Regions from separate parts of the Homo sapiens genome. Here region 1 is linked to region 2. Evidence: read pairs that join two places in POLR2A ChIA-PET (ENCODE). Cell type or tissue: A673. All regions are shown on one strand. Each heading gives the region's core, and the rest is flanking DNA. Links, peaks and the distances in the headings are about the cores only.

Evidence for each region. ChIA-PET counts read pairs that join two places held together with the same protein. Peaks named below come from ENCODE experiments on the same cell type or tissue, not always from the same donor. Only the 100,000 strongest peaks of a DNase experiment are listed, where the experiment ranks them.
Region 1: POLR2A ChIA-PET joins it to region 2 with 5 read pairs; 2 of 35 experiments call an interaction of 5 or more read pairs at or near these places.

Annotation. Positions count from the first base shown.
Region 1 is chr3:51,469,716-51,477,387 of GRCh38, reverse strand. It overlaps DCAF1 (DDB1 and CUL4 associated factor 1), which reads left to right. Exons shown (of 25, transcript NM_001387579.1): 4 at 6,383-6,459. Among named protein-coding and RNA genes, the nearest start is that of DCAF1, 26 kb to the left of the region's middle. In A673, for the core only: no CTCF peak of the experiment used is centred there; no DNase peak of the experiment used is centred there.
Region 2 is chr3:51,577,981-51,585,652 of GRCh38, reverse strand. All of the region lies in intron 2 of RAD54L2 (RAD54 like 2), which reads right to left. Among named protein-coding and RNA genes, the nearest start is that of RAD54L2, 43 kb to the right of the region's middle. RefSeq lists an enhancer at 1,774-2,559. In A673, for the core only: no CTCF peak of the experiment used is centred there; a DNase peak (open chromatin) is centred at 3,892.

The sequences.
Region 1 (7,672 bases), core at 2,888-5,387, 110 kb after region 2:
TCACCAAATTGTGGGTCTCTTTACTGGATATTTTCTAAAATAGTTCTAGGGTTTTTTGTTTTTTTTTTTTCTTCACTCATCTGGCTGCAGGTTTGGGTGTTTTAGTATATTCCATGAAGAGCAAATGAATTTTAGGCCTGTCTGCTCTTTTATTGACCTTTTTATGATCTTTTGACAGTTTCGTAAGAACAGTGTATGTCATTTTGTAACTTGAATTCATCCTTTTATTAGCCTTTGACTTGATTCTGTTGAAAGGGGCTGGCTTTGGTCCAAGCTGTGCGAGTGGGCTTTTTTTTGTTTTGTTTTGAGATGGAGTCTCACTCTGTCGCTCAGGCTGGAGTGCAGTGGTGTGATCTCGGCTCTGCAACCTCTGCCTCCCAGGTGCAAGCAATTCTCCTGCCTCAGTCTCCCAAGTAGCTGGGATTAGGTGCCCACCACCAAGCCCGGCTAATTTTTTGTGTTTTTTTTAATAGAGACAGGGTTTTACCACGTTGGCCAGGCTGGTCTTTTTTTTGAGACGGAGTCTGCTCTGTTGCCCAGGCTGGAGTGCAGTGGTGCGATCTCAGCTCACTGCAAGCTCCGCCTCCCGGGTTCACGCTATTCTGCCTCAGCCTCCTGAGTATCTGGGATTACAGGCACCCGCCAACACACCTGGCTAATTTTTTTGTATTTTTAGTAGAGACAGGGTTTCACCGTGTTAGCCAGGATGGTCTTGATCTTCTGATCTCGTGATCTGCCCGCCTCAGCCTCCCAAAGTGCTGGGATTACAGGCGTGAGCCACTACGCCTGGCCTTTTTTTTTTTTTTTTTTTTTTTGAGATATAATTTATATACTGTAAAGTACTCTGCTAGATGGATTTTTTTTTTGTAAGACCATTATCGAGATCAAGTTATAGTAGAACTTGAGTACCAGATTGCACCCTCCTGCCTCATCCCAGTCAATAGCTACCCTAAATTAACTGTTTTTCCTATTTTTTATTCTCAGTTTTTTGTTTGTTTTGAGATGGAGTCTCACTCGCACCCAGGCTGGAGTGCAGTGGCTCGATCTTGGCTCACTGCAATCTCTGCCTCCCTGGCTGAAGTGAGTCTCCTGCCTCAGCCTCCTGAGTACCTGGGATTATAGGCGCCCGCCACCATGCCTGGCTAATTTTCGTATTTTACTAGAGATGGGTTTTACCCTGTTGGCCAGGCTGGTCTTGACCTCCTGACCTCAAGTGACCCACCTGCCTCAGCCTCCCAAAGTGCTCCACTGCGCCTGGCCCGATTCCCAGTTTTTATGATGCCAATTACTCTTGGAAAATGAGAAGACTAAACAGAAGAAAAAAACCCCACAATTAACACCTAAAGAGCTCTTACTTGTCAGGTTTTATTCTAATTAACTGAAACCCAGGGAAACTCTGTAACGTAGAGACTATTATCTTGAGGCACAGAGAGGTTAAATAACTTACCGAGAGTGTCTCACACTGTGGAAGAGCTCAGATTTGAACCCTGAAAATCTGGCTCCAAAAGCCACCTTTTTTTTTTTTATGAGACATAGTCTCGCTCTGTCGCCCAGGCTGGAGTGCGATGGCGCAATCTCGGCTCACTGCAAGCTCCGCCTCCTGGGTTCACGCCATTCTCCTGCCTCAGCCTCCTGAGTAGCTGGGACTACAGGCGCCTGCCACCGTGCCCGGCTAATTTTTTGTATGTTTAGTAGAGACGGGCTTTCGCCGTGTTAGCCAGGATGGTCTTGATCTCCTGACCTCATGATCTGCCCACCTCAGCCTCCCAAAGTGCTGGGATTACGGGCGTAAGCCACCACGCCGGGCCCTGGAGTGCAGCAGTTTTATCATAGCTTACTGCAGCCTTGAATTCCTGGGCTCAAGCCGTCTTCCAGTCTCAGTCTCCTGAGTAGCAGGGACTACAGGATGTGTTGCCACCATGCCTGGCTAGTTTTTAAATTTTTAGTAGAGATGGGGGGGATTTCACTATATTGTCCAGGCTGGTCTCTAACTCCTTACCTCTAGTGATTTTCCCACCTTGGCCTCCCAAAGTGCTGGGATTATAGGCATGAGCCACTGTGCCTGGCCCAGAGGCCATATTTTTAACTTCTCTGTTATATTTCTTAGTTTCAACTGGGGATACTAGTAGATCTTTTTGTTTTTTTTTTTCTTTTTTGATACTAGTAGATTTTACAATATATAATTCTAAGTATATTTTGTGAAGCTGAGGTGGAAGTATTGCTTGAGTCCAGGAGTTCAAGACCAGCCTGGGCAACATAGCAAGATGCTATCTATATAAAAAATTTAAAAAATAGCCAGGTATAAGGCTGGGTGCAGTGTCTCACGCCTGTAATCCCAGCACTTTGGGAAGCCGAGGCAGGTGGATCATGAGGTCAGGAGTTAGAGACCAGCCTGACCAACATGGTGAAACCCCATCTCTACTAAAAATACAAAAGTTAGCCGGGCATGGTGGCATGTACCTGTAACCCCAGCTACTCAGGAGGTTGAGGTAGGAGAACTGCTTGAACCTGGGAGGCGGAGGTTGCAGTGAGCTGAGATTGCGCCACTGTACTCCAGCCTGGGCGACAGAGTGAGACTCCATCTCAAAAAAAAAAAAAAAAAAGCCAGGCATGCTGATTGACACCTGTAGTCCCACCTACTTGGGAAGCTGACGCAGGAGGATTGTTTGAGCTCAGAAGTTTGAGGCTGCAGTGAGGTACGATTGTGCCACTGCGCCACTGCAGTCCAGCCTGAGAGACAGTGAGACCCTGTCTCTTAAAAAAACATTAAAAAAAAAAAAACCATCACCAACAAAAAAAACAAGTACACATACATTATTTTGTGTGATTGCCCTTTGTGTTAAAGAGAGGTTTCAGAGTTTAGAGGGAAAGGAAGAAAAAGCAGAAATACTTATGAAGCTTGATTAGAGTGGACCAGTAATTTTTGCAGAGAGTTTAACTCTTTTATATTTATTTAGTTATATTTTTGGGACAGAGTTTTGCGCTTGTTGGCCAGGCTGGAGTGCAATGGCACGATCTCGGCTCACCGCGACCTCCGCCTCCTGAGTTCAAGCGATTCTCCTGCCTCAGCCTCCCGAGTAGCTGGAATTACAGGCATGCACCACCATGCCCGGCTAATTTTTTGTATTTTTAGCAGAGACGGGGTTTCTCCATGTTGGTCAGGCTGATTTCGAACTCCCAACCTCAGGTGATCCGCCCGCCTCAGCCTCCCAAAGTGCTGGGATTACAGGCATGAGCCACGGCGCCGGCCAGGAGAGTTTAATTCTTAAGACTGGAAGGGGCCAGATGTGGTGGCTCACACCTGTAATCCCAGCACTTTGGGAAACCAAGGCGGGTGGATCACTTGAGGTTAGGAGTTTGAGATAGCCTGACTAACATGGCAAAACCCTGTCTCTACCAAAAAAAAAAATACAAAAATGAGCTGGGCGTGGTGGCACATGCCTGTAATCCCAGCTACTCAGGAGGCTGAGGCAGGAGAATCGCCTGAACGTGGGAGGCAGAGGTTGCAGTGAGCCGACATCGTGCCATTGCACTCCAGCCTGGGTGACAGAGCGAGACTCCATCTCAAAAAAAAAAAGACTAGCAAGGCTGGGTGTGGTGGCTCAATGCCTGTAATCCCAGGACTTTGGTAGGCCAGGGTGGGCTTGAGCCCAGGAGTTCGAGGTCAGCCTGGGGAGCAAATCCCCAACTACAAAAAATTTTTGAAGTTAGCCGGGCATGGTGGTGTTCCTGTAGTCCCAGTTATTCAGGAGCCTGAGGTGGGAGGATCATTTGAGCCTGGGATGTTGAGGCTTCAGTGAGCCATGAGTCGTGTTGCTGCACTCCAGCCTGAGCAACAGAGTGAGACCCTGTTTTTTTTTTCTGGTTTTTGGTGTTTTGTTTTTTGTTTTTTTTTTTGAGATGGAGTCTCATTCTGTCGCCCATGCTAGACCCTGTTTCTTAAAAAAAAAAAAAAAAAAAAAGACTAGAAAGTATAGTGTCCTGGAAATAAGCACATAGGAGAGTTTGATTTAGGACAGAGCATGTTAGATGGAGAGTATGATAGTCTTGTATTGGCTTGTCATTATTATAGAGTGTCAGTCTTAGGTCACCCAGATAGTAATTTTTCTTGTTTTTTTTTTTTTTGAGATAGAGTTTTGCTCTTGTTTCCCAAGCTGGAGTGCAATGGAGTACAACCTCCGCCTCCTGGGTTCAAGCGATTCTCCTGCCTCAGCCTCCTGAGTAGCTGGGATTACAGGCATGTGGCACCGTGCCCGGTTAATTTTGTATTTTTAGTAGAGATGGGGTTTCTCCATGTTGGTCAGGCTGGTCTCGAACTCCTGACCTCAGGTGATCGGCCCACCTTGGCTTCCCAAAGTGTTGGGATTACAGGCATGAGCCACTGTGCCCAGCCATTTTTCTTGTTTTATAAATAATGCATGAATAACCGGGCGTGGTGGCTCACGCCTATAACCAGCACTTTTAGGAGGCTGAGGCGGGCAGATCACCTGAGGTCAGGAGTTCGAGACCAGCCTGACCAACATGGAGAAACCCCATCTCTACTAAAAATACAAAACTTAGCCAGGTATGGTGGTGCATGCCTGTAATTCCAGCTACTCAAGAGGCTGAGGCAGCAGAATCGCTTGAACCTGGGAGGCGGAGGTTGTGGTGAGCTGAGATAGCACCATTGCACTCCAGCCTGGGCAACGAGTGAAACTCCATCTCAAAAAAAAAAAAATGCATTAATGAAACAGAACTTTTCATACATTCAGCAACATGGATGACTCTCAAAGCATGCTAGGTGAAAGTTAGATGTAAAAAGATTATATGGTTCAATTTATGTGAAAGTCTGAAACAAGCCAGACACAGTGTTGCGTGCCTATAGACCCAGCTACTTGGGAGGCTGAGGCAGGAGGATTGCTTGAGGCCAAGAGTTTGAAGCTGTAGTGTGCTATGTTTATGCTTGTAAATAGCCACTAGACTCCAGCCTGGGCAACATAGCAAGACCCCATCTCTACAAGAAAAAAAACAAATTCTGGATCAGGCAGAACTCACTTGTAGTGAGAGAAAGCAGATGAACGGTTACTTGGGGCAGGGGTGGAGGCTTAGATGGTGGGAAAAATGTTACCAGCTGAGTTAATAGCACTGTAACCCTGAAACAGGAGTGAAATTGGGCTCTTTGAAGAACAGTGACCGAAGGTTAATGCAGGAGGGTGGAGGAGTGGAAGAAGTGGTCAGGAAGCAGCAGGCAGAAGCCAGATAATTGCAGGCCATAGTAGTACTTGGATTTAATTCAGGGTATTGTGGTAAGTCATTGGAAGTTGGAGAATGAATTGCATCAGATCAGACATGGAAGCAGGAAGCAAGGAGACTGGTAAAAAGACCATTAGAGGTAATCCAGGTAGTTGATGATGGTGGTCTGGATGAGGATAGGAGTGGTCAAGAATTAGAGAAGTGATGTGAGTCAGGAAGTACCTTGTAGTAGAGCTAACAGAAATTGTTGTGGGAGAGGGAGGAGAAAAGGAAGGTTTTTTTTTTTGAGACAGAGTTTCACTCTTGTTGCCCGGGCTGGAGTGCAGTGGCGCAATCTCTTGCCTCACCGCAACCTCCACCTCCCAGGTTCAAGTGATTCTCCTGCCTCAGCCTCCCTACTAGCTGGGATTACAGGTATGTGCCACCACGCCCAGCTAATTTTGTATTTTTAGTAGAGACGGGGTTTCTCCATGTTGTTCAGGCTGTTCTTGAACTCCCAACCTCAGGTGATCCTCCTGCCTCGGCCTCCCAGAGTGCTGGGATTACAGGCGTGAGCCATCATGCCCAGCAAGAAAAGGAAGATTTTAAAGATGAGTCCTACATTTTTGGTTTCTGAGGTGAAGGTAATGTTATTTTTTGAAGAAGGGAAAGTTTATATAAGAATGAGTTTGGGGGCCAGGTGTGGTGGCTCACGTCTGTCATCCCAGCACTTTGGGAGGCTGAGGCGGGTGGATCACGAGGTCAGGAGATCGAGACCATCCTGGCTAGCATGGTGAAACCCCGTCTCTACTAAAAGTACAGAAAGTTAGCCGGGCGTGGTGGTGGGTGCCTGCAGTCCCAGCTGTGCGGGATACTGAGGCAGGAGAATGGCATGAACCCAGGAGGTAGAGCTTGCAGTGAGCCAAGATCACACCACTGCACTCCAGCCTGGGCGACAGAGCGAGACTGTCAAAAAAAAAAAAAAAAGAATGAGTTTGGGAGAGGAAACTCTTTTATGAGATAATTGTGTAGATTTCTATGTACATCAGAAGAAATAGTCTTTTTCTAACTTTGCTTTTATTTTCTACCTTGACCGTTGAATTGACTGTTGTAGTGGTGGTCCATTTTTTTATGCTTGTCCAGAGTTGACCCCTTGTTTCCTTTGTGCTAGGATGTCTCAATTGATTGAAAAAGAAACTGAAGAGTATCGTAAAGGGGATCCAGACCCATTTGATGATCGACATCCTGGTAAGATTTGTGCTCTTAAGTGTGGGTCTTTTTTTTTTCTTTTAAGACACTTTTATTAAAGCGAGGGTCTTTTTTTTCTTTTCTAAAAAAGAAAAATTGCTTATGGGAAAATTTTTGAATTGAAATAGCGTCTTTTGTGGTAAGTTTTAAGACCTTTTATTTGTTAAAATGTTGCTCAAGGTGGAGCTAGTGAGGAAAAATAAATTTCTGGAAAAAATTGGAAATATTTTTGATATTTGCCAATCGAATATCACATAACTAACCTAAAGGAACAGAAGTAGGTGTACTTTAGTTAACTCAGTTGATATGATGACAAAGAATTAAAAAGAAAAATTGTCTTCCTTTCAGACTTTTTCTTTTTTGGAGATGGGTACTCACTCTGTTGCCCAGGTTGCAGTGCAGTGGCATGATCATAGCTCACTGCAGCCTGGATCTCCTGGCTCAAACGATCCTCCCACCTCAGCCTCTTGAGTAGCTGGGACTACAGGCGTGTGCTATCATGCCTGGCTGATTTTTAGTTTTTATTTTTTTGTAGAGATGGGGTCTTGCTTTGCTGCCCAAGTTGGTCTCGAACTCCTGGACACAAGCTATCCTCCCGCCTGGGCCTCCCAAAGTGCTGGGATTATAGGCATGAGCCACTGTGCCCAACCAACTTTTTTAAACCATAAAAACAAAAGGTGTTCTTCTCTGTGCCTTCATCTTTCTAATAATAATTATCCTCTAAATAATTATCCTTTTACTGTTGGGGAAATATAGTTGAGAAAGCATTCAGTGTCCTGCTTTTAGTTAGGAAGTTGATATTTGGAACCTTGACGCTTATGTCTGCTTTGGTGTCTTGAGAACTAAAGTATGCCTTCTCGTGTTAATTTGGTTTATTTTGGGCTTATTTATTATTATTATTTTTTTTTGAGATGGCATCTTGCTCTGTCGCCCAGCCGGCAGTGCAGTGGCACGATCTTGGCTCACTGCAACCACTGCTTCTTGGGTTCAAGCAATTTTTGTGCCTCAGTGTCCCAAGTAGCTGGGATTACAAGCATGCACCACCACAGTCGGCTAAGTTTTGCACTTTTAATAGAGAAGGGGTTTCACCATGTTGGCCAAGCTGGTCTTGAACTCCTGACCTCAAGTGATCCACCCGCCTCCACCTCCCAAAGTGCTGGGATTACAGGCGTGAGCCACTGAGCCTGGCCAATTTTGGGCTAATTAAAGCCAT
Region 2 (7,672 bases), core at 2,652-5,151:
GCAATCGTGAGAGTGAAGGAAAATATTGTTCTGCCTTGCTAAGTTCAAAGACAACGCCACCTGTCAATAGAGTGGTACCTGGCCAACAATCAGCAGAATTAATCATGCAGGCACAGGCCTTAGAGACATGAGGCATGGCAAGGTGGGGATATTAGGATATACACAAGAGGAAACACACACACAAACAAAGCCTTTGTTCACAAAGCAGACGACCAGGCTTGCAGAGTTCACACTGAAATCATAAGACTCCGAGCACACACGCTGCCTCATCATTGTGAGGCAGCTCATGAAATTTCACAGATGTCATTATGGTCCTTGATAGCATCATGATTGTTCCTTTTAAATAAAAAGATCCTTCCCAGACTGCCATGTCCTCATTAATTTTGGTGACCTTCAGTAGTACTAAATTCTGTCAAGTGGTCTCAAAGCAAGTCCACAGCAAGCGCAAATGACTTGTTTTTTTTCTTGAAGAATATCTATACAAAACACTGGATTTGAGCTAATTTACAAGGGGAAGAAAGTCTTTTAAGAGTAGAAAAACAGGCCAGGCATAGTGGCTCACTCCTATAATCCCAACACTTTGGGAGACTGAGGCAGGAGAATCGTTTGAGCCCAGGAGTTTGAGACCAGCCTGGGCTGGGCTTTTTTGTAGAGAAGACCCCACCTCTACAAAAAAAAAATTAGCCAGGCATAGTGGTGTGTACCTGTAGTCCCATCTACTTGGGAGGCTGAGGTGGGAGAATCACTTGAGCCCGGGAGGTTAAGGCTGCAATGAGCCATGACTGTACCACTGTACTCCAGCCTAGGTAACAGAGCCAGTCTCGAAAAATAAATAAATAAATAAAAAATTTTTAAAAAGAACAGCAGGAAAACATTCAGTCCAAAGTTTTGGTCAATACCCTTAAAAAAAATAGACAAGGAATTTATATAATTCAAAGACAAAAGAAAGTTCAGTTACTCTATAGTAAGTACTATAGAGTATATATATTATAGTATATATAGCATATATATATATATATATAGTACTGTAGAGTACTATACGGAGTATAGTACTCACCAAGTACCCACAGAATTCTTCCAGTCTGCTGAGAGATCCACTATGGACTGTTAAAGTTCTTTCCAAATACCTTCCTATGCAAAACAGACACTACTCCAATCACACCCAATGCATACTTCAAACCTCCATGTAGCCCAATGCCTTTTGAGTGTCTATCAGTTACATAAAGAAAATTTAGATACACACAAAGCAGCCACAGAGCTAAACTGACACAACAGCTCAACATTTTACTTGGAAATATAATGATGATTTTGGCAATTTGAAACTTAAGAGAAAATAAGAAACAAAAGGTGAACAAATGCATTCAAGACTCGAAGGACCAGGGCCACAGAAGACAACTCTCTCCACAGGAGACAACTACCTCCAAAAGATAGCACAATGTAGCCTGGCCCAGGGAATCAGAACCTAGCATAGCACTAAAGACATGTTTACAGAATCAGTCAAGAAACCTAATTCCAGCCACAGCTCTATGAATAACTAGCTAAATGACTTTGGGCAAGTCAGTCCTCCCTCAGCTTCAATCACTCCTCTTATTCCAACCCAGGGGAGAAATGGGCCTGAGTTAATCTTCAAGATCTCTTCCAGATTCTAAAACAGCAATTCTCAAAGTGTGGTCTGGGAACCCCTGGGAGTCCCCAAGACCCTTTCAATGGAACCACAATGTCAAAATTATGGTTTAAAGAGCCATTCAGGGAGTCTCTGAGCCCACCATGGCTCAAGAGGCTACCCCAGTTTAAAAAAAAAAAAAAAGCCATTCAAAGTGCAAGATAAAAAATGGATTTTTATGTTAATAAAGTACAAAAAAATTCCTCGAGGTAACTTTTTCAAACTCTGTATTACAATTAACCTTTAAGAAGCTACCACTTGTCGGCCGGGCGTGGTGGCTCATGCCTGTAATCCCAGCACTTTGGGAGGCCGAGGCGGGCAGATCACCTGAGGTCGGGAGTTCAAGATCAGCCTGACTAACATGGAGAAATCCCGTCTCTACTAAAAAAAAAAAAAAAAAAAATTAGCTGGGCGTGGTGGCACATGTCTGGAATCCCAGCTACTTGGGAGGCTGAGGCAGGATAATTGCTTGAACCCGGGAGGTGGAGGTTGTGGTGAGCCAAGATCAGGCCATTGCACTCTAGTCTGGGCAAGAAGAGCGAGACTCAAAAAAAAAAAAATAAAAAAAAAGAAGCTACCACTTATCAGAGTTTTGGCATAGTACCAAAGAATATACACAATCTGAAAAGGCTTTATTAAAACACATGCCTTCCTTTTCCAACTACATTTCTGTGTGAGGCTCGTTTTTCTTCATGTGCTTCAACAATACAGTTAAGTCAACATCAAAACAATAAGTCACAACAGGCTATATGTTGAAGGAGATCTAGGAATCTAGCTGTCTCTATGGAGCCAGACATCTTCAAATTTTCAAATGCGTAAAACAATTCTACTCTTCCAATTTTATTGTTTTAGAAAATATTTTTCATTAAAAAGGTTATTTGCTAACATGTAAGTTTATTAATTTTTAAGATATATTAACATTCTTGGCCGGGCATGGTGGCTCATGCCTGTAATCCTAGCACTTTGGGAGGCCAAGGTGGGCAGATCACGAGGTCAGGAGATCGAGACCATCCTGGCTAACAAGGTGAAACCCCGTCTCTACTAAAAATACAAAAAATTAGCCGGGCGCGGTGGCGGGCGCCTGTAGTCCCAGCTACTCGGGAGGCTGAGGCAGGAGAATGGCGTGAACCCGGGAAGCAGAGCTTGCAGTGAGCCGAGATTGCGCCACTGCAGTCCGCAGTCCGGCCTGGGCGACAGAGCGAGACTCCGTCTCAAAAAAAAAAGACTTCCCTGGCTTAGACCCTTCAAGTAGGAAGTCATTGAATAGCACACCCCTACAGGATTATTCCCAGACGCCTTGAGTAAACAGAGGCAAAGTTCTAGAAGGCCATTCTGAGGGGAGCAAATGAAAGGTTCGTTTCCTTCTCCATGGAATCATGGCCAGCAGGAAAAAAAAAAAAAAGGCAGAGTTGTGGGGGGTGGAGGGTAGAGAACAATTAGGAAGAGATGAGCTAAAGCAGGGATGACAGTTTGAGCTATGAGAAGCCCGTGTGACAGACACTGCTCCACCCTCTAGAAAGCTGAGCTCTGAAAAATTCACTCACACACACACAAACAAAACAAAAAACATCAGACCAGTGTAAAATGAAGGTGATAAGAAGAGGAAAAAAATAAGATCTCTGGATACAGGGGATGAGGCAAGAATGAGAAAGAAATTCTTTGCTTGTGAACAAAGGCTTTGTTTGTGTGTGTGTTTCCTTCTGTGTATGTAGGATGTTACCATTTGACCTATGAGTCCTGTGTCTTTCCACACAGCTATAACTTCTTAAGCTGGTGATTACTGGCCAGGCACAGTGGCTCATGTCTATTATCTCAGGACTTTTGAGAAGCCAAGGTGGGAGGATTGCTTGAGCCCAGGAGTTTGAGACCAGCCTGGGCAACATAGTGAGACCTCATCTCTACAAAAAAATTTAAAAATTAGCCAGCATGCTAGTGCCCACCTATAGTCTGAGGCCAGAGGATCACTTGAGCTCAGGTGTTCAAGGTTCCAGTGGGTCATGATCATACCACTGCACTTCAGCCTGGGTGACAGAGTAACCCTGACTCAAAAAAAAAAAAAAGAAAAGAGAAGGGAGACTACAGAAACAAGAACCCACATGGCAGGGACATGGAGGGTCCACTTTCCTCAGACTTCCCTAAGCCTAAGTCAGCCCTGAGTTCAGAACAGCTTAAAAGCAGATCAGGTTTATCTGCTAGACAATGAGACTGAAGAGGCTTGGAAAAAAGCCAAGCCATGCTCAGTGTCTCATCCTTCCAATTCCCCAATCACCACTGCCTCCATTCTCCCTTGCCAGTCTCTTCTCAAAGTACAAGCCCTCTGAGGATCCTCCCTCTCCTGAGAGCTCTATCACAGAGCCACAGAGCTCAGTCTGGGTGCTTTCGAGCCCAGACCGATACAAGCTGCGCACAGAGGAGATGTTTTGCCCTTCATAGCCGCATGAACATTCAGTATGAACTGTGTGACAAAGATTCTATCTAGTCAAACTACTCACCAGACATGATCCTGAAAAGCTCTGTGGAAGTAGCATTTCAACAAATCAAAGCTTTTAAATAAGACCGTGCAGGAATTCTATATGAATCCTTTTATAATGCAAATAGGCACAGTGCCTCACGCCTGTAATCCCTGCACTTTGGGAGGCCGAGGTGGGTGGATCACTTGAGGCCAGGAGTTCGAGACCAGCTTGGCCAACACAGTGAAACCCCGTTTCTACTAAAAATACAAAAATTAGCCGGTTGTGGTGGTGCGTGCCTGTAGTCCCAGCAACCTGGTAGACTGAGGCAGGAGAATCGCTTGAACCCAGGAGATGGAGGTTGCAGTGGGTCCAGACTGCACCACTGTACTCCAGCCTAGGCGACAGAGTCTCGTTAATAATAATAACAACCACCGCTGATTTTCTGAGCTGACACTGGTCACTTTCGATTTTCAATTACCAATTCTTTTAAAATAGCTACACCTACATGGTATATAGGTTGTTTCTATAGTTTTTCCTTAATTGGTATCTAGTACAAATAAAAGTGTTAATGGATGACTACTACGTTGTGATATATACTTTTGTATTTTCAAAATATTCTACAGAAAATAATATAACGTACTAATATTATTGCATTTGGATGGTTATTAACGCTTTTCCACTGTGACTTTGCCAGTGACTTGGGCACTCTATGCACTTAGCTTCAAGACAGGAGTAAACTCTTTTGGCTCTGCTTCTCACAGTTCTAAAATCAATGGTAATGTTAGTCAGCTGCAGGCCCTTTGTGGTGCTTTGTGTATAAGACAAAATATATTTGGTCTCTGTCCCAGGTTCCCAGCACAGAACTCCTAAAATCCTTGGAATTTCCTACGTGATGGGAGTGTCTTTTGTTATTTATAATCAGCCCCTTTTGATCACACCAGAGTTTATGCTAATAAACTTAGGGTGGGGCCCCTAGATAGCCCCAGGATGGGACTGGAAAGACCTAGAAAGACCCCGTCCCTAGAATGACCAGGGACTACAGGGTGGAACTTTCAGCCCCACTCACTGAACTCTAAGAAGTAGGGTTGTGGGGGCTGGAAATTGAGCTCTATAAAAATTATTGAACAATGAGATTTAGAGCACTTCCAGGTTGGAGAACACATCAAAGTGCTGGGAGGGTGACACTCCAGGATAGGGCACAGAAGCTCTGTGCTCCACTCCCTCCATACCTTGTCCTTGGCATCTCTTCCACTTCACCGTTCCTGAGTTGTATCCTTTATGAGAAACAGGTAAACCTAAGCAAAATGTGTTCCTGAGTTCTATGGGCCATTCAGGCAAATTATTAAACCTGAGGAGGGGTCTTGGGAATGCCCTATTCATAGCTGGTCAGTCAGAAGTTACTGGTGGGCCAAGACTTGAGACTAGTGTCTAAAGTGGGGGTGTTGTTGCAATACCGAGCCCTTAGCCTGTGGTATCTGCTCCAACTCCCGGCAGTGTCAGAATTGAATACTGTTGAACATCTAGTTGGTGTCCAGAGAATCGGAAAATTGATTGTTAGTGTTGGAAACACCATGGTGCTGTTTGGAGAAGTGATTGTTGGTGTTGGAAATATAGTGTCACATGGATTTAAGTGGCAAATAAGGGTAAAAAGTTTCTATCTGCAAAATGCAACAGAAAGTTTGAAGATGGATTTCTTGACTTCCCATGTGTAAAAATAAACTGTGGAATTATTTCAACACAACCGGTAAACTGTACCTTTTCTTATCTATATACTACTTATTTAACTTTTTTGTTTGCCTGTGATATAGCCTCAGAGGTCCTGAGAACACATGCCCCTAAACTGTACCTTTAAACTACTAAATGTCACATTTCTAGTTGACTTAGTAATTAAATGGTACCGGGGTTCGTAAATGGAAATACGTAGTGAGTTTCACCCCCTCAATTCACAAAGGAAGACAGGAATCTCACATGAACCAAATTTGTTTCAGATACTGTTTTCCATATTTTAAGTAATAATAAAACTGATAATGAGAATTAGGAGAAAACTGTTTTCCATATTTTAAGTAATAATAAAACTGATAATGAGAATTAGGATAGGAACAGGAGGCAGGGAAATTCTGGGCAGAAGAGGGCAGGTCCCTGGCAAGGGCCCCACCCTCAAGCCTGGAACCATGGCCCAAAGTGAGAACTTACATCTGTTTTCCCACTCAAATGTTTTCCTTTTCCAAAACCACCCATGGCCCGCCCTGCCCCCCATCCTGCACCCATAAAAATCCCAGGCTTGAGGTGGAGCTTGCAGTGAGCCAAGACTGCACCGCTGCACTGCAGTCTGGGCGACACCGTGAGACTCTGTCTCAAAAAAAAAAAAAAAAAAAGCCCAGGCTCAGCCTGCAGAGAGAGGAGAAGCAGGTGTGCATCAGAGACTACGGTTGGATGTCACAGAAAAGCGGCTTGACTTCAGAGGGACAGCTTGATGGTGTAGCTTCGGAGAGGAGTCCGGCCAGGGAAGGCCTACAGGGGAAGATTACGGTCCCGCTCTGTCCCCTTTTCAGCTCCCCTTCTGGCTGAGAGCCACTTTCATCAGCAATAAAATCCCCCACATTTACCACCTTCAATTCGTTCGTGTGACCTCATTCTTCCTGGATACCGAACAAGAACTCAGGTGCCATGAGGGTGGGTGCAAGAGGCTGTCACACGGACCCTCCACTGAGCTGTTAACACTTAAGCCATCCACAGATTACAAAGCTAAAAGAGTACTGCAACACTTCCTCTAGGGCTTCAGGGGTCACAGGCACCCTCCCCTAGATGCTGCCACGAGGCCAGTAAAGAGTTTGCTCTTCCCAGCGCCCAAAAGCACTAGCCCCAGCTCCTGCACCCACTCACCAGTGCTCCCCCTCCCACGATGAGTAGAGTAGCGAGTGAGCGGAGTTCACTCCTGCTAGTCCCCATGTACTCCAGTTCCCACCCATGAGGGGGTCAAGGAAATATCCTGCTTCAAAATTAGCAGAACCAATGAAGATCAGTAGTGATCTGAGCAGTTCAAAATACATTCCATCAGCAGTCTAACCATCAGCAGTCTATCTCCTCTCCCTTGGCCAACATACCCCCTTAGGCTACCAAATCTATTAGTTGCTACAAAAATGCATAGGAATTGAATTACACAAATGAGTTATATTCAAACACAATCCTTTTCCTCTCAAGGAAGCAGCATTGTTCCCTAGAATGTCGTGAGGAAGTCAGGATCAGAATGAGAATTAGAAGACAAGGATCCTGGGACTACCTGTGTATACCTCAACATGTATGTAAAATAATCCTCCAAAAACTGTTTCAGATTATAACAGACTAACTGTAATGAGGGATCCTGGGTTAGATCCTGGACCAGGGGGTGGGGCAGGGGGGGAGTGTGGGGGAAAAAATAGCTACAAGGGCCTAGGGGAAATAATATTTGGGGACAACTGATGCCATTGAGTACAGAATATAAATTAGATAATAGTATTGTATCAATATTAAATTTCCTGATTTTGAGAATTGGTCTGTGGTTATGTAACAGAACATC